Regions from separate parts of the Homo sapiens genome. Here region 1 is linked to region 2. A link is a loop called in an ENCODE intact Hi-C map of the cell type or tissue named here. Cell type or tissue: endothelial cell of umbilical vein. All regions are shown on one strand. Each heading gives the region's core, and the rest is flanking DNA. Links, peaks and the distances in the headings are about the cores only. Region 1 holds the start of LOC107985960 (a long non-coding RNA gene). Region 2 overlaps LOC107985960 (a long non-coding RNA gene).

Evidence for each region. A loop is a pair of places that touch in the nucleus more often than their neighbours do. Peaks named below come from ENCODE experiments on the same cell type or tissue, not always from the same donor. Only the 100,000 strongest peaks of a DNase experiment are listed, where the experiment ranks them.
Region 1: it touches region 2 in a loop (9-fold over the local background); 3 of 110 quality-filtered maps call a loop at or near these places.

The regions. Positions count from the first base shown.
Region 1 is chr2:172,248,688-172,258,356 of GRCh38, forward strand. It overlaps LOC107985960 (a long non-coding RNA gene), which reads left to right and starts at 1,739. Exons shown (of 6, transcript XR_001739773.3): 1 at 1,739-3,946. RefSeq lists an enhancer at 4,204-5,403. In endothelial cell of umbilical vein, for the core only: no CTCF peak of the experiment used is centred there; DNase peaks (open chromatin) are centred at 1,464, 2,774 and 4,664; H3K27ac peaks cover 5,178 bases.
Region 2 is chr2:172,302,194-172,311,862 of GRCh38, forward strand. All of the region lies in intron 3 of LOC107985960 (a long non-coding RNA gene), which reads left to right. Among named protein-coding and RNA genes, the nearest start is that of ITGA6, 120 kb to the right of the region's middle. In endothelial cell of umbilical vein, for the core only: no CTCF peak of the experiment used is centred there; DNase peaks (open chromatin) are centred at 5,748 and 6,268; H3K27ac peaks cover 1,574 bases.

The DNA.
Region 1 (9,669 bases), core at 581-8,580, 54 kb before region 2:
AGGCTGCTTTAGGTGATGTTTGTTGGGTCTCACCCCCACTTCCTCGGAGCTTCAGGTTTTCCATTCAAGCTCATGGATGCCACACCCGGGGCATTCCAGCTGAGCTCTTTGTAGCTAGCTGAGCCAGAGTTTGTAGACAGCTGGAGAAAAAAATGTGCTGAAGAAGCAAGACCTCCATGCTGTCATCCTGTTGGGACTCACCCCAATAGCCTCAGCCGGCTCTAGCTTTAGTGGGTGCTGAGATGGTCTGCCCTGAGCAGTGAAAAATGTCAGGGGAGTGAGCAACAACAAAAGCCTGCATCCTTTCTCTCACTCCATCCTGGAGTTGAGAATGACTGCAGAATGAGCAACTATCCAGGATACAGGATATACTTGTCAAAGTGAGAAAGGTACCTACAGGCCATTTGGAATGACTCATGAGATTCCTACCTGATAAAGGAATGTCTCAGCCCTTCCTGGATATGTATTAGGGGATGCTTAACTCTAGAAAACCCTCCTCAAATGCCACAGATGGCAAACTCCAGGCTGTGTGTGTTTTCCAAGTAGGGAAAACCAAGGATATAGAAGGCGAGCTGCATTCTAAAATGATACTGAGACACATGTTTTCAAGTGCAGATTCTGGATTAAAATGGTATTAAATGAAATAAGCAGGAGGCTATTGGCTTGAGGCTGAGTCTGTACTTTGAGTCTTTAATTAACAAACTGCAACCTAGTTTAGTAAGTAAACAAATTGGAAGTCTAATAGGAGCATAACAGTGGAGTCTCAGCCAATCACAAGCAGCCATGCTTTAGCCAATCACAGGAAGCTGATTGATCAGACCATGTCCAAACAAGACAAATGCTGAGATGTAACCAATAAAGCTCTTTCTGTCCTTTACTTCCTGTTCTGTTTATAAATACTGCCCACACTGCAGAGTGAATTTCTCTGAATCTCTTCTAGTTAAGTGCTGCCCAATTCATGAATCATTCTTTGCTTCCAAAAACTGTTAAATTTAATTTATCAAAAGCTTTTCTTTTAAAAATGTCTGTTGGCCGGGCGCAGTGGCTCGTGCCTGTAATCTCAGCAGTTTGGGAGGCTGAGGTGGGCGGATCATGAGGTCAGGAGATCAAGACCATCCTGGCCAACATGGTGAAACCCCGTCTCTACTAAAAATACAAAAAAATTAGCCACATGTGGTGGCACACACCTGTAGTCCCAAATACTCAGGAGGCTGAGGCAGGAGAATTGCTTGAACCTGGGAGGTGGAGGCTGCAGTGAGCTGAGATCATGCCACTGCACTGCAGCCTGGTGACAGAGTGAGACTCTGTCTCAACAACAACAACAACAACAACAACAAAAAGCTGTTGACTCTGGGGAGACTGTTCTTAGAGTGTGGCCACTTGCCTGCTCTTCCTGAAACTCCATGACTGATGATTCTTTTCATGGCCCCTCCTTGGCTGGAAGCTCTGGGCCCCTGATGAGTAACCATAAGTCACATTTCCATAGCAGTTTGTGGTTCTGGAAGCACTTTCTCATATTTACTGGGCAGTGTTAAGTGCAGATAATGGAGATCACTTAAGTAGTTTAAGCAGAAAAGGACTGATATAAGGAATTAGGTACTTACAACATGGCTGGAAGGGCTGGAGGAGGCTTCAGCATGGACCTCCAGGATGATTCCCACAGCTGTGTTCCAGAACTGGCCTGCCATTACAGCATCTGCCTATGCCACAATCAGGAAGCCACTGCCAGAAATGTTGGGTCCAAGAATGCATTACCTTTGTTTTGAGTTGGAGATCAGTGCTGTTGGCTCCATAGCCATGTGACTGTAGCTCTGATCTATACTAGCAGAATGCATACTTCATCCCTGCCCCTCTCCCTTCTCAGCTATCTACATTTCAGCCCTGTTCAAGGATATTTGATTGGTAGAACCCAAACCACCTAGGAGACGTAGTTGCAAGGGAGTATGGAAACTAGGTTTTAGCTTACTAGTCTCTTCGGTACAGGAAGGTACACTAGAAAGTTGGAATAGACATACATTCTGCATCTGCCATCCCATATACCTCATTTAATATTTGCAGAAAATCTAGAGAGTGACAGGAGAGGTGTTAGCCTCATTCAGCACATGAATAAACAGGGGAGTAATGAGGCTAGAAGAGAATGGCAGGGAGACAGAAAGACCCGGACTGTTGCTTTGAGCAAATAATATTCGTGTTGGGGGTTGAAGAGTATTAGGGGTTAAACTAGATGAAGGGCTGAGCAGGAACGATATTCTAGGCAGGAGGAATGCATGCGCGTAAAGGTGCTGAGACTGGAGGGAACATGATACAATCACGGAACTGAAAGACAAAGGGGGCGTGACTGTAGAGGGGGCAAAGTGGCTGCAAAATGAGGCTAGAGAAGCACCAGAGACAGACAGGCAAGCACCAGAGAGAGACAGGCAAGCACCAGAGAGAGAAAGGCAAGCCCCATTAAGAATTTCGTCTTTTTCCTAGAGCAATGGGAAGGCATTCAAAGGTTTATAGATGGGAAAGGTGTGTGGGACTTGATCATGTTTGCACTACAGGGTCACTGGCTGTTCTGTGTCTCCTGACTCCATGCATGTACTCACCATAGTCCACAATTTGACACCAAACGGTCACTCTCCTGTATTACTAAAGTGGTTTCATTTTTGCATCATTCCCACTTCTTTACTCCAAGCAACAGGAGGAAAAAACAACAGCAAGAGGTCTACAAATCTGGGAAGGTATAAATAGGAGTTTTTGCATTTGTATAAATAAAAGCCTCTGAAGGAAACCATTAATTTCCTCTGTAGCTGCTTTGGAATGTTAGTGAGGGCATTTGGTGCGAACTGTTTGAAAATGCTTCTACATATTGTTCTGTGGGTGGAGATCAACGAGGTATGGAAATGAATCAGCAAGCAAGGCCTCTAATGGTGCTTCTGGTCCTGCAAAAATTGACTGGTTGCTGGGCTGCCTCAGCTCCCCACCGTGAGGGACAGGTACTGTTTCAGCTTGGTGGAGTGGCTTCTCTCCTCTTGCCAGTCAGCAACCCAGGGGCTTGGGAACATATGGTTGAGGCCTGTTTCAAAGAGATCAAAAATCAAAAATTTTAAAAACCTCTCAGATGTACAACTGTACTCCAAAAAGGTCGCACCTTTATAAAGGAATCTGCCCCTGAGAGTCTCAGGACTCAGCTTCCTCCTGAAGCTAGCCAACTCTGCTAGCACCTTCTTCACCACGTATGAACACAGTGTATGAACACGGTATCCGGCACAGTTTCACCTAGCTGGAGACCTAGGCTCTGAGTCCTAGCTTCCTAACCAGGCTGTGAGCGCTCTGAAGGAAGGGCTCACTCCATTTATATCTTCATATTCATTAAACACCTAGGTCAGTGGATTCATAGTCTGAGCTCAGAATATTCACTAATCCCGAGACTGTTGGCTTTCTGTGGTCATGGTTGCCATTGGGTGGGGCGTCCATGGACCCCAGGCTAAGCACTTTGCTTAGGCTAAGTTCCCAACAGTGCTGCTCAGCAGTGGACCTCTTTCTGATTCTCTCAAGCCTATACACTGAGGGGTTGTCCACACTGCCTCTGAGAGCAGTGGGCAGGCAAAGGAAGTGTGCTTTGTGAGGTCACCCGTGGGGACAGTGAGTGCAAGCAGCTGCAGTCCTCATGGGCCGCCAGCCTCCCGCTTCCTGCAGAGGCGCCCAGAGCTGGAGCTGGTCTGCGCATGCACTTGGAGGCACGGTATGAACAACCGCAGAAATGCCGGCCAACTACGCCAGTTCCCAGAGCCCAGCGTTCTCCTCTCTCCTCTTTCATTGGTTTCCCAGGAAAGCTGCTGAGGGCGGGAACCCCAGATGCACAGTTTGGCTCATAAGCGGGCTGCCTTTCACAGCCACCACTACCCACCCGGGGAGAGCACTGGATTGTGGCAAACGGGACCTCTTTGTGTGAGCAACCAAGGTGTGTTGGGTTTGGTGCTCCAAGGCAAACTTCTTTGCTCAATTGAAACAGCCCCTGGTCATCTCTGCTTCTCCATCTATAGCCACCCCGTGAGAATAAAAACTCCAGAGAGTCCTTTCTATTTACATTTAGGGAATTCTAAAAGAAAGGTACAAGAAGCCAAAGGATTATCCGTGTTTGTCCTTAGAAAAAGAGGTAACAATGCAATTTTTAAAACCCTAAAAGATTAATGAAATAAAACATTACAGATAGATACAGCAGTCAAATGCAAAGAAACAGAGAATAGTGGTTACCAGGGGCTGGGGGAGAGGGGAATGGAGAGCTATTGTTTAATGAATATGAACTTTGAGTTTGGGAAGATGAAAAATTTCTGAAGAGGGATAGTGGCGATGTTTGCACAGCAGTGTGAATGGACTTAATGTTGCTGAACTATACACTTAAAAACGGTTAAAATAGTAAATTGTATGTTGTGTATATTTTGCCATAATAAAAATTTTTCAGAAACCATTATGAACAGAGCATTGTCTCAATGAGGAGACACTAAGCTTGTTGACTTTTATCTTGGGTGCTCTCTGTGTATGTGTATTTATATTAAAAGTAACCAGTTTCCTGAAAACACAAAACCCATTCCTGGCCAACAGGCTCTTTTCCTGTGCTTTTGTGCATTCTGAAGCTGTCTTCATAATGTGTTGGTCAGGAAGTGGGTGACTCATGGGGCCTTTATGACAGACCCTTGAGTCACACACACACACACACACACATACACACAGACACACGTGAGTCACCCCTACAGGCTTCTAGGACAGGCAGCGATTTAGATGCCAGAGTGATGTGCCTGGGGCATGGCGGGAGGCAGCCTGGCGCCCATTGCCAGGCACATTCCTGGGAGCCTCTCCCATGGTTTAGTAATAAATGGAAGCTGTGGCCACAGCTCCCAACTCCAGGCCCAGCAATAGCTGTTTCTCTGACTTTTAAGGACAACCCAAATGGTGGCAGGAGGGGAGAGCAGTTGGTATTGGAAACGCCCAGTGGCCGCTGGGCTGCTGTGAGTGGCGCCTGTTTTGGCGATGTGAGTGGCGCTGGGTGTAGGCCTCTGAATCTGCCGGTGCGTGGTGGCAAGAGCAGGTCAATCACAGGGTGATCTTACGTCTTCCCGGGGGTCGTGAATCGGGTTGGGAGCCACTCAGTTATATAAACAAATGGAGGACTGATCTAGACCTTAGGAGACCTGGTTTAGACTTTGATCTGCCACTAGCTTGTTTTGTTACCATGGTAAATCACATAAACTCTCTGGCCTTGGGTTCCTTGTCTTTAAAGTGAGGGAGTTGGATTAGATCAGGATTGGCTGGCACACAGCTCCTGTGCCACCCGTCCCTCCAGTTCCTGAGGCAACAATGTTCACTGCCCTCTGAGCCCACATGGCAGCTCCTGGTCCTTCTTAGATGGCCTTCTCTTTCTATTCTGTTAATTGGAGTTAGCATCTGAAATGACACCTATTTGCTATCCTGAAAGCTGATATGCTGGTTCTCAACTTTGCCTATAAATTAGAATCACTGGAGAGCTTTTAGCAAATACAGGTGTCTGAATCCTACCCATATGGATTCTGATTTAATTATTCTGGGATGAGACCCAGGCATTGATAAATTTTAAAAGCTCTCTAGGGGATTCCAGTGTGTAGCCAGGAATGAGGGTCACTGGACGAGATGACCACTACAGGGGCCTAACAGTCAGTCACTTTGTGATCAGCTGTTGGCATGAAGATGACAGGAATGATTGGGCTGGTTGAGCCGAGCTCTGCTGGCAAGAACATTAGGGGATCAGGAGACTTGGTTCTCATTTCTAGTTTGCATTCCTAATTTGCTTGTGATTTTGGGTGAGTTATTTATTCTTTTTAGCTTTAGTTCCCACATGTATAAACTGGGAGTAATAATCTCTTGAGCTTCCTACCTCACCATATTCTTAAGAGGAAGAAAGAAATGTTAATAGATGTATAAGAGAAAAGTGCTACAGAAAGTGCTACGTAAATTATTCCATTTTTATAACCCACATACCCCAAAATACTCTTCTAAAATTTGAAATAAAAAATTTTGAATCCATCCCTTGTGGGGAATTATGAAGATTCAGTGAGGTGGCATATACAACAGTCCCTAGCCTGGTAGGTGTGCAAGCAATGCTTGTTTGAATGAACATTTTGATGGAGGTTACTGAAACACCAAATCACAGAGTTCTGTGTGCCTTCAAAGGAAGAGGAAGCTCATTTCTGTGGCTGTTTTGTTAGAACTGGTCCTTTATTTGAGTTTTCTAAAGTAAAAATTATGCATGTAATGCCTGAAATATTCTCAGTATGAAATATTCCGGCTGGGAACAGTGGCTCATGCCTGTAGTCCCAGCACTTTGGGAGGCTGAGGCAGGCAGATCTCCTGAGCTCAGGAGTTCAAGACCAGCCTGGGCAATATGGCCAAACCCTGTTTCTACAAAAAATTAGCTGGGTGTGATGGTGCACACCTGTAGTCCCAGCTACTCAGGAGGCTGAGGTGGAAAGATTGCTTGAGCTGCCTGGGAGGTGGATATTGCAGTGAGCCACGATTGCACTGCTGTACTGCAGCCTGGGCAACAGAGTGAGACCCTGTCTCCAAAAAAAAAAAAAAAAAAAAATCAAATGATAAATAAAAAGAGCAAAATTTGAAAGCCCTCTTAACCTCCTCCACCCCACCACTCCCCTCTCCAGAAGCAATCACTGATGGTGATTGAATTGTATCTGTTCAAGCTCTATATATTTACAATACACACACACACCCATATTAAATTTTTTTTAAGAAATGGGGTCATATATGTTATTCTGCAATTTGCTTAACAATATGTTTTAGGGCTCTTTCCATGATCTCTGGCAAGTTACTTAACCCTTCACATGCCTTAATCTCCTCATCTGTAAATGGGGATAATAATATAAGATCATTATAAAGATTGTATTAGTTAATATTTGTAAAGTGCTTAAAATAGTGACTACCACTGTTCCATGGTTAAGCTCACAATAACTCTTATAGAAATTTTCTTCCCCTAAATAAATGTCTATTAGATAACAATTTAAAAATAAAAATTTCTGTATTTTCATTTGTGCTGGACTTAGATCTGATTGCAAAAAATACCATCAAGTCGAAATTTGGTAAAGAGGTTGTTTTGAAAGTAGGTAGATAGGTTACTGACCTTTCATATTTCACATAATGAATGATGGACCCAAGAGCATCCCTAGAGACCTTCATTCAACTTCTGCAGCTCGGTTTCTCTGCTGGAAAGTGAGGTATGATATTATCCACTAGGCAAGAGGTGCCAGGGGGAACTGGACTCAAAGTGGTGACCAGCTCACGGTGGGCAGCTGATGACGCCACAAAGCATTGGCCTGCACGGCTGAGGAGCATTAGGTCGTGACCTTGTTTCCAACCTCTCTCCGGGTTTTCTGAGGGAAGGTACAAAAGAGGTGAAAGTGTTGGCATTTTGCCTCTAGGAAGAATTTTGATTAAGGATAAACATATTCCAAGATGCTGTGAAGTTGAAGTCACATGAATGCTAAGTGATTTCTTGGCATCAGAAATCAATCTCTTTCATGTCAGTCCTAAAAAAATAAACACTTTTACCTTCTTTGGTACCAGGAATAGCCAGAGAGGCTTCAGCTATTACAGCAAAAGCTTTTAAAATAATTACTTCTAGAATACGATAATATTAGTGATTAGCTTTGTGTGAAAATTGAAGAGATAAGTAGTTAAATACTAGGAATAATAAATCTTGGAAGTGTCATTGTGTAATAAGTTTGCCCTTTAAAAGTATCACTTTTCAATGATTTTGTTCATAGTGAATCTTTCAGAAAAAAGTCTTCACTGAATCCTTTTTCTATGATTAAGGTGAGTTCTTAAAGTGATCTTTGATTTTCATACATTAGAGTCAGATTCCTTCAAAACAAAATTTTTTTTTAAATGGTAATTGCACTCTCATTTACGTCAGTCCTAAAATAGTGCTTAAATAGTACCTTTCTATGTTCTGGCCACTGTGCATGCACAATCTTATTAACTCTGCAAATAGCCCTATGGAGTGAGTATCACTATTACCACCCCATACTAGAGACGGAGAAACTGAGGCTTAAAGAGGTTAAGAAAGCCAGATCTGCCTATTTGGGAACAAAAATTTCTAACTGGTTGTTCCATAAGCCAGATAATTATGTCAATGAGATAAATTACTGCAAGGGTCTGGATTTGCCACACGTCAGATTAACCCCCTGAATCATCAGTTATGTATAGTAAAAAGTGTGTGTAAAAAAGTGAAGGATAAATGGGGTGGGAGGAATGGAAATCTGGTAGACCTTATAAAATACAACTGTACTGGAAAAGCTGCTTCTCCAAGTGACTTGCTTTTCCCGGGGCACAGATTGGCTCAAAGAGGGTGGAGGCAGCTGGCAGCTTCTCTTGGCAGACCAACAGGGCTGGCTGTGGGGAGGCCCCTGGGAAGAGCAAATCCCTGTCTGCTGGGAATGTTGGTTTTGTAATTAAATTAAGGGTAAGGGAAACTATACTGAAAATTCTGCTTGGTGGCTCAGAATTTGAACTTCACTGCTTCTGTTTGTTGTTGCTGTAGCTAGTATAATAAAAATTCAGAATTTTTCTTTTCTCTCTTTTTTTTTGAGACTGGAGTCTCGCTCTGTCGCCCAGGCTGGAGTGCAGTGGCGCGATCTTGGCTCACTGCAAGCTCTGCCTCCCGGGTTCACGCCATTCTCCTGCCTCAGCCTCCCGAGTAGCAGGGACTACAGGCACCTGCCACCATGCCCAGCTAATTTCTTTTTGTATTTTTAGTGGAGATGGGGTTTCACCATGTTAGCCAGGATGGTCTTGATCTCCTGACCTCGTGATCCGCCCGCCTCGGCCTCCCAAAGTGTCTTTTTTCTTTTTAAGGACAGTTATGAGGTAGAAATTCAAAAAAGTCCATATAAGCTGGGCATGGTGGCTTACGCCTGTGGTCCCAGCACTTTGAGAGGCCAAGGTGGGTGGATCACTTGAGGTCAGGAGTTCGAGACCAGCCTGGCCAACATGGTGAAACCCTGTCACTACTAAAAATACAAAAACTAGCCAGGCATGGTGGTATGTGCCTGCAATCCCAGCTACTCTGGAGGCTGAGGCAAGAGAATCACTTGAACCCAGGAGGTGGAGGTTGCAGTGAGCCGAGATCACGCCACTGCACTCCAGCCTGGGCAACAGAGCGAGACTGCATCTTAGAAAAACAAACAAACAAACAAACAAAAACTAAAGAAGTCTACATTTGCTTTAACTCTCTCCCCCACCTTCCACAATTATACACAAGAGTTAGTTGTAGACATGCTAAAACTTTACCCCTTCAGCATATATCTCCTAAAAGCAAGTCATTTTCCTGTCATCTCTTACAATATAACATTGATGATTGATAGAATGCCGTTATCCAATATATGGCACACATTGAAATTTCCCAGTTGTCCCAATAATGTTTTTTATAGAATTTTAAAACAATTTCTGATCCAGGATCCAATCAAGGTCATGCATTGCAGTTATTTTTAGGTCTCTTTAGCTTCCTTTAATCTGGAACATTTCTTGACATTTTTTTTTCATTCTTGATGTCACTGACGTTTTTGAAGTGTCCAAGTGAGTTGCTTTATAGCATGTCTCTCAATTTGGATTCAACAGACTGTTTTCTTTTTTTGAGACAGA
Region 2 (9,669 bases), core at 801-8,800:
CTCAAACTCCTAAGCTCAAGCAATCCTCCTTCGTCAGCCTCCCAAGTAGCTGGGACTACAAGCTAATTCATTTATTTTAATGACTATACAAGTGGTCCCCAACTTACAGTGGTTTGACTTAGGATATTTTAATTCAGGATGGTATGAAGGCAAAATATACATTCATTATGCTCCTCGACTTACGATGAAGTTACATCTAGTCAAACCCATCACAAATTGAGAATATCGTAAGTTGAAAATGCACTCTTATATTTTCAACCCAGTAATGGGTTTATCAAGATGTAATCCCATCATAAGTTGAGAAGCATCTGTATAGTATTTCATTGTATGAACAAATAATTTGTTTATCCATTCTCCAGCTGATGGACATTCAGGTTGCATATAATTGTTGTTGCAATTACACACAATAATTACTATAAGTGTTCTTTCTTGTAAGCTCTCCTTGTACCCTGGTACAAGAGTTTTTCTAGGGTATAGGTCTAAATGTGGAATGGATGGATCATATGATATGCACAGCTTCAGTTTTACTCAGTCGTGTCAGTTTGTTTTCCAAGATGGTTGCACTCATTTATACAACTACCAGTAGTGATGGAATTCCATTGCTCTTGATTCTAGTAATGTTAAACTAAAAATTTCATGCAAAGCTGATGGATATGAAATGGTATCTATTTATGGTTTTAATTTGCTTTTCCCTATTAATGAGGCTCAGCATTTTTTTCCCTCACATTTGGCCATTTGGGTTTCTTCTTCTGAGCAATTTTTGTTTATATATTTTGCAAATTTTTCTATTACAAATTTTTTTCTTATTCTTTTGAAAGAATTATTCATAGATCCTGGATACTACTTTTTGTCAGTTATATATGTTACCAACATTTTTTCCTGTTTGATGCTTGTCCTTTTTACTTTTTTGTTGTCTTTGTTGAGTAGAATTTTAAAGTTAATGCAATTAAATATATCAGTCTTTTCCTTTAGGGGTTGCTTACTATGGCAGAGACTACTGGTGTCCAGTCAAATTCACCCCTTCTTTCTTTTATAGTAGAGTGAAGCGGACTGTGCCTGTGGAGTACATCTGGAAGTAATGCGTGCAAAGTCTACCTCACTTGTATCAAAGGAAATCTGTTTCTAAATGTCCACTCTTTCTCCCTGCAGTGGCCTGAAATGGCAGCAACCAGAGAGCCTGGGAAACCTCACACTGAGGTGCTCAGAGCTGCCAGCCACCTGGATCTGCCACTACCTGCAACTGCTGGCCCGGAGGCCTTTGCTGAGCTGGGAGGGAGACGTAACTGCCTTTGTTTTTTCAGCTGATGAATTATGGGGTCTTTCAGTTATTGCAGCTTAGCCTACTGAGGTCACAAAGATATTTTCTGTTTTCTTCCAAGAATTTGAAGTTTTGCTTCTTACATTTGGGTCTTTAATCTGCCTGGAGTTGATTCTCATTATGGTCAAAAATTATACTTTTAAAAAATGGATTAACAACTGTTCCAGTACCCAATATTTTTCTTTTTTTCTCCCAGATGAATGAGGCCCATAGAGGTTAAGACACTTTATCAAGATCACACAGCTGGTTAGTGAATTATAGTTTGTATGGAGAGCTGGCATTTATAATATTCTTCCCCAAAGCCTTACAAAGCAGGAATTATCATTAGTATTTGATTTTACATAGAAGAAAACCAGTGCCATACTGACAAGGTAAGCAAGTCATCTCCATGCCCTGGCTCCTCCTGTTGTGCCCTTTTATTGTGTGACCATGCCATGGAGAGATAATTAAACTTAATCAAATCTAGTAAGTATTAAGCACCTCCCATATGCAAAGCTCTGTGATAAGTGCTGCAGGCACCCCAAGGTGAGTAAGGCACAGGGACACAGCCACTGATCCAGGGACTTTACAATCTGGTCAGAAGTAAGGCAGAGTCACTTAGGAGTTTGAGAGAGAAAAAGGAGCTGTGGGGTTTGGGATGTGTGTGTGAGGACACGTTCTGCTCAGGGGATGAGGAAAGTCCTTGTGATATTTGAGAGCCCATCAGGCAGTCTGGGGGAAGAGTTTCCTAGGGGCAAGGAACTGTTTGAACAAAAGCACACAGGCTGGGTTGGGCACAGTACTCCTGGCACTGTAATTACGCGTGTAATCCCAGTACTTTGGGAGGCCGAGGCGGGCGGATCACCTGCGGTCAGGAGTTCAAGACCAGCCTGGCCAACATGGTGAAACCCCGTCTCTACTAAAATACAAAAATTAGCTGGGTGTGGTGGCATCCGCCTGTAGTCCCAGCTACTTGGGAGGCTGAGGCAGGAGAATCACTTGAGCCCGGGAGGTGGAGGTTGCAGTGAACCAAGATCGCACCACTGCACTCCAGCCTGGGTGGCAAAACAAGACTCCATCTCAAAAAAAAGAAAAAAGAAAAAAAGAAAGGCACACAGGCTGGAAAGCCCAAGGCATGCTTAGGGTACAGGCAGGAGTTGAGTTTGATTGGAGTGAGGTTGGGTGAGGGGCTGTGGGAGGTGAAGCTGGACTGGACCCAGTTGCATCTACCATCCAGCTGTTTCTATGAAAGAGCAGTAATGGCGACCAGGCATGTGGGCACCTCAGGTTACAGGGATTGCAGGTAAAAAACTTGGGGGAGTCAGTAAAATCATTTTTGCTTTAATCACCTTTTAAAATGTTAGTACGAAGTCTATATCACTGTATTTGGGTAGGGTTTTTGAACTTTATAGAAACTTATATGAAAAGCAATTCAGGAAGTTGCAAAAGACATTATCATCTTAGGAGTCCTTTCCCAGAGCCACCATCACCTCTTGTGGAGCTGGCATTATATGTGTCCATTCACAGACCTTTAGAGACATGGCTACATCTCAAGCTTAGCATCAGTTCCTTCCAGCAGAATTTCATAGCTCTCTGAATTTCTCCACCATCTTGTGCTTATAAACTTTATAACTTGACTGGTACTCTTCAGAAAAAACCTTATTCATTGTTAGGTCCCCAAAGACTGTGTCCCCTGCCAGGCACAGAGCAGGTGCTCACACACATTTGGGGAATGAGTAGCAGATGTTGGGAGGGACTAAGGAATGAATTCCTCAATGCTGCATGTGGCGACTGCTGTGGAGCAGCTGTGCACAGGACAGGCAAGACAGGATGCCCATGTGACTGCCCTCTGCTGACATGGCAGGAGGCCAGAAAGAATTCCTGAAACTCGTTTGTTTGTTTGTTTGTTTGAGACGGAGTCTCACTTTGTTGCCCAGGCTGGAGTGCAATAGTGTGATCTTGGCTCACTGTAACCTCTGCCTCATGGGTTCAAGCGATTCTCCTGCCTCAGCCTCCTGAATAGCTGGGATTATAGGCGCTCACCACCATGCCCAGCTAATTTTTGTATTTTTAGTAGAGATGGGATTTCACCACGTTGGCCAGGCTGGTCTCGAACTCCTGACCTCAGGTGATTTGCCTGCCTTGGCCTCCCAAAGTGCTGGGATTACACCTGGAGCCACTGCGCCTGGCTGAGTTCCTGAAACTTGGCGTTAATTCAGATCCACACCCAGGTGATGTCACAGAGACTTGGCCTATACAACATAGAGGTTTATTTCTCTTTCACGTTGAAGTCCAAGGCAGTCTGCGGCTTGGCTTGCTAGAGTTGTGAGAGACCTAGGCTTCTTGTACTCTGTGGCTTCACCATCCTGGGGGGTGTCGCCTTACCCACAAACTGCTCCATCACATCCACATTCTAGGCAAAAAGAAGGGGGAGAGGAGGAAGGGAAGGACATGATCCTTGTAGTAAGAGCACATCTTGGAGGTGCACATATCCCTTCTGCTCACACCCTGTTAGCCAGAACCTAGTTGTGTGGTTACGCCTCACTGCAAAGGAAGATGGGAGATGTGTAGTTTTGTTCTGGATGGCCAGTATCAAGTAAATGATCCAAGTTATGGATTATTCCACGGAAAGGGAGAATAGATATCCGTGAACAACTTGCCATTCCTACCACAGGCTGATTTTATCTAATGTAGTTCAGATGCATGTACTCAAGTAGGCAGAGAGGCAGATAGTCTAGTCTGGTTGAATAGAAAGGATTTACTTGAACACATGTTTCAGTATTGGCTAAAAGCCACAGCCTGCAATGCACCAAAAGTAGCATTGTCTTCAAATACAAAGATCAGTAACTGTTCTTATTAGTTTGGTTTGGTCATTACGAATCTTCTAGCACCTCCCAAGAGTAAAGGGAATGGTCAGTTGCATAGGCTGGTGCATCACGACCTTAAGAGCAATAGTGACGTGAAGGAGGAGAAACAGCATTTCAGAACTGTGTAAGTGTATCATTGGACATATTGCTTTTTAAGTGATTGGTCCTCTCGTGACATTTTCTACTTAAGGGGGCACAGCACAACCAGTATTGGTAGTTGTCCACCAACTCTGGTCTCCTCTTCCTCTCGGGTACATGACTAGCTACAATTCCACATGGTGGAATTTCATGCGGCCATTAAAATTTTATGCTGTTGAAGAAAATGTATTGAAGTAGGGAAATGCTCACAATATAACAATAAGTGGAACACAGCAGAATACTCAGGGGCCTGCAGGCCTTCCATGATCTGAGTCTCCCCAGTCCCCAACTCTGACCCCATTTCCGACCACATTGCCCCTTATTCACTCCACTCCAGCCACCCTGGACTCCTGAATGTTTCTCCAACATGTCCAGTCTTTACAGCCCTGGGACTTTGCTCTTGCTCGTCCCCTCTGTCTGCAACAGTGCCCTGAGATACTGCATGGCTGCTCCTTCACTTTCTTCAGTCTCTGTTTGCATCTCACTTTATCAGCAAGATGGTCCCTAACTACTCCATATAAAGATAGTAATCTCGCCTCACCCGACCCGCTGTACCCCATGCTCCAGCCCTTTTACCCTGCCTTATTTTTCTCGATACTCTTTATCGCTGCCTGGCATATGACATACACTCATGTTTATTCATTTATCCTCTATCTTCCCATGAGGATTGCAGCTCCCTGAGGACAGGAACTTTGTTCATTTTTGTATCTGTAACACAAGGTAGGCCATCAATCAATATTGTGAGATAGATGGATAAGATATGTGACTATGATCAACAATAGTATAAGACTTTTGTACAAAAATCTCATTCAAACGAACGAGGAGGTGATATACCAAATGTTAACTGTGGTGGCTCTTGGATGGCTGGATTGTTGATGATTTTGATTTTTTCATTATACTTTTCTATAATTTTGAAACTTTTATGGTAAATATGTTACAATGAGAGAGAAATCAATATGTTGTTATTATTTTAAAATTCCATTATTTACAACAATCACTAATACCTGTGCGGTCAAATGTTCAAAATTGTAGAACAATTTTTTTTTTTTAAGAGAGAGTCTTGCACTGTCACACAGGCTGGAGTACAGTGATGTGATCAGAGCTCACTGCAGCCTCAGACTCCTGGCCTCAAGTGATCCTTCTGTCTTGGCCTCCTGAGTAGCTGGGACTATAGGTGTGCACCACTACATCCTGCTAATTTTTTATTTGTAATTTTTTACAGACAGGATCTCACTATGTTGCCCAGGCTGGTCTTGAATGCCTGGCCTCAACCAATCCTCCCAAAGTGCTGAGATTACAGGCGTGAGCCATCACACCCAGCTGCAATTCTATTTTTTTTTTTAGAAGTTCTCACTTTTTCCATTTGACAAATCTGGTGACTCTTCCACAGAGCTACATTTTATCAGCTACTGCCTCCTGGTATTTCCTTCCTCTGCCTGTTCCACTTCAACAAGCACCTCGAGGCTGCAGAATTTCTTTCTGGGCTCTACATCATTTACAAAAGAGGCTTATTACTCTCTGCATCTAGTGTGTTTGGCCCAGTGCCAGAGAGATCTGCCAAGCCTTCCTTCTCTTCCTCCTCTTCCCCAGCCCAGCCTCTTCCTGGAGTTCCTTCCTGGGACCTGCAGTGCCAAGTGCTGGGGGAGATGAGGGAGTGAGTGGCCTTTCAAGCCCCTCAGGCCTCCAAGGCAGAAGGTGAAGGTTACTTGCGGGGATTAGCTGAAAACAGAGGAGCCTGATTTGGGACAATGCATTAATTCCCTGAAGAGAGTTTATCACAGGAGCTACCTCCAAAAAGTCCCACCTGCATAGGGATCTGCAGCTAGCCCTGAGAGGAAAACATATCCCAGCAGCCATGCGAACTGAAAGAGTCTTTCCTTAAAAGGGAAGTGACTCTTGGCTCAAAACCTTAGGGCTCCCTTTATGGGTCCCCTCACATTTCTTCCTAGTGTGGAATACCCAGCCACACAAGGTGAACGAAGGGTTATCATTCAGAACAGACACTATTGTTTCACTTGCCACAGCACCTCATTTATTTAAAAATAATGATCTAAATACAAAGAGTAGCCATCCTCTTGAAAACCAGACACACATCCATAATGACCAGCGGGTGCACAGGCCTGGGCTTGAAGGAAGGAAATCATCAGAAACAACAGGATAATGCTCCTCCCTCAGGGCATGGGTAGTGGTGAGCATTTTCAAGGTGAGGTGGACGACATTCAATTATTATTTATAGACCCAGTGGGGAGGGCTTTGGGGCTGCTGGGAAGCCTGTGGCAGCCGGGAACAGCACGGGCTTTGTTTGAGCAAAGATACCTATGTCCTGGGTATTGGGATGGAGTACGCGCCCCAGGCCAGCAGCTCCAGTGCACGCCCAGGAGGAGGCTTCCTCTTGCTGGCCTCTTAAACATGGCTTGCAATAGCAATAGTTGTGCCTTCTTAGAATGTGCAGCAGTGTGCTTAGGAATCCTGGGTGTCTCTGAACCATAGCTGCCCAGAAAAGAACTTCAACATGCACCCTTTGTCCTAGGCCAATCTCTACTTCCATTTCAAAATCCACAGACCTCCGAATTGGGTCCCTCCTCTGCAGTCTGAACACAGTGGGTATGTCTTTATTTATCACCCTCCATATTGTATAAGAATGATTGGATCAGGTGTCTGTTTCCCTTACTAGAGAGCAGAGTCCTTAGAAGTAGGCACCTGATGTTAACTCATATTTGTAGATCCTGTGCCTGGCACACATAGGTGCTCAATTAATAGTTCATGAATCGATTTGTGGAGTCTGTCTTTGAAAAGCTCATTTTAAAACATTCCAAATGATGGTGATTCCTTAGAAAAGTTGCTTTCCTTTTTCTTTCCTTTTTTTTTTTGAGACAGAGTCTCACTCTGTCACCAGGCTGGAGTGCAGTGGCGTGATCTTGGCTCACTGCAAGCTCCACCTCCCAGGTTCACGCCATTCTCCTGCCTCAGCCTCCCGAGTAGCTGGGACCACAGGCGCCCACCACGGCGCCCAGCTAATTTTTTGTATTTTTAGTAGAGAGGGGGTTTCACCATGTTAGCCAGGATGGTCTCGATCTCCTGACCTCGTGATCCGCCTGCCTCAGCCTTCCAAAGTGCTGGGATTACAGGCGTGAGCCACTGCGTGCCTGGCTGTTTTCCTTTTTCTTTTGAGACAGTGTGTCACTCTGTTGCCTAAACTGGAGTGCAGTGGCGCAGTCATAGTTCATGGCAGCCTCAACTTTTCGGGCTCAAGTATCCTCCTACCATGCCTGGCTAATTTTTGTATTTTTTGTAGAGACAGGGTTTTGCCACGTTTCCCAGGCTGGTCTCAAACTCCTGAACTCAAGCGATCCACCTGCCTTGGCCTCCCAAAGTGCTGGGATTATAGGCATGAGCCACTGCCTCCAGCCTGGAAAAGTGTTTTATTTAGGGCAACATTCATGGGGCTATTTCTCAGGAACCATATCTACTTCTGAGTCTTTAAATGCTGAAGAGGGAGAGGATCTCTAGGTCATCAGGACCTCAGATGGGGTTTGTTAGTATTATTTGATACAATGATTATCACAATGGAAATTTCTTACGTCTTCAACACTTCACAATTTATTATTTATTTTTACTTATTTATTTGTTTATTTATTTTTGAGATAGAGTCTTGCTCTGTGGCCCAAGCTAGAGTGCCGTAGCCTGATCCTGGCTCACTGCAGCCTTGAACTCCTGGGCTCAAACAGATCCTCCCACCTCAGCCTCCCAAGTATCTGAGGCTATAGGTACACACCACCATGCCCTGCTAATTTTAAATTTTTTTTTTGTAGAAACAGGGTTTCTAAACATACAAAAATTAGCATGTTTCCCATGCTAATTTCAAACTCCTGGGCTCAAGTGATCTCCTGCTTTGGCCTCCCAAGTGCTGGGATTACAGGTATGAACCACCACGCCTGGCCTACTTGACAATTTCAAACCCTTTCAATTTTATTGTCACATATTATCGTGTGTACTTCTTATCTGTATGTCTGGGGAGACATATTTTTAAATCTTATAAAAATCAGATGACCTTGGCAAAATGTGGTGGCTCACAATTTTGGGAGGCCGAAGCTTGAGCCCAGGAGTTCAAGACCAGTCTGGGCACCATAGGGAGAACTCATCTCTATTTAAAAAAAGAAAAAGAAAAACGTGGGTGTGGTGGTATGCTCCTATAGTCCCAGCTGCTCAGGGAGCTGAGGCGAGATGATAGATTGAGCCCAGGACTTTGAGGCTGCAGTGAGCTATGATCGTGCCACTGTACTCTAGCCTGTGCGACAGAGTGAGACCCTGTCTCAAAAAGAAAAAAAAAATAGGCTTTGTGACTTGTCTGAAAGCCATATTTTTAGAATTAAGTACCATGTTGCATGTACTCGACACATTTATTGCATACCGACTATATGCTAGGCACTGTAGAAGGCACTGGAGATACAGAGATGGAAAATTATGATCCTTCTCATATTCAGTGCATCGATACAAAGTGATGAGGACTCTATTAAAGGTGTCATTAACAGCTCTGGGAGCAATAAGCAAGAGGGCTTGATAATGCCTGGAGAGATATGAGGGAGGTGTTAGACCAAGGTGATGGTAATGTGGATGAAGATGGGGATGGTGGTGATCTCATCAGCAATATACAGTGCTTACCAAGTGCCAGGCACTGTTCTGGGTGTTTGCACATATTAACTCACTTGATCCTCACAACCACCCTATGAGATAGGGGCTCTTAATATTTCCATTTTACAGATGAGGAAAAATGAGGCATGCAGAGAGTAGGTAAATTGCTCAAGATTGCACCAGCAAGTGGTAGACATTGTCTACTATTTCTTGAATTTCTGAAACTCAAGAGCAAAACAGCAATGATAATATTGGCAAAGAATGGGGTCATCTGCTGCCACCAAAACCCACTTTCCCTGGCCCCCTTTCTGAGGTGCAGCCCATTTATTTCTTGAGCCAATCCTTGAGTTTGGCAGGGCCCTTCCTGTCCACACGATGAACCTGGTTTGTGGCACTGGCCCCATGTATCCAAACGGTCCACCATGGACAGAGGGTCATGGTTAAGATCTGGGATTTCAAATCAGACAAACATGGGCTGGACTTCTGGTTCTGTCCATTCTCAGCTATATGATCTCTGAGCCTTAGCTTTACCATCTGTAAAATAGAGATAACAGCCATGTCTGTGCCTCTGTGGCCTTTCATGTCAGCAGCTTTTTGCCCACCCCACACCCCTCACACAAGACGAGGCCCTTGAACTAAACAGACACTGAAAGGAAGGCAGCCTGGAGGCCTGTGGAGCTCCCTGGCATGATTGGAGCCATTGTTCTGTCGCTGGGGAGGGCCTTCTGGAAGAGA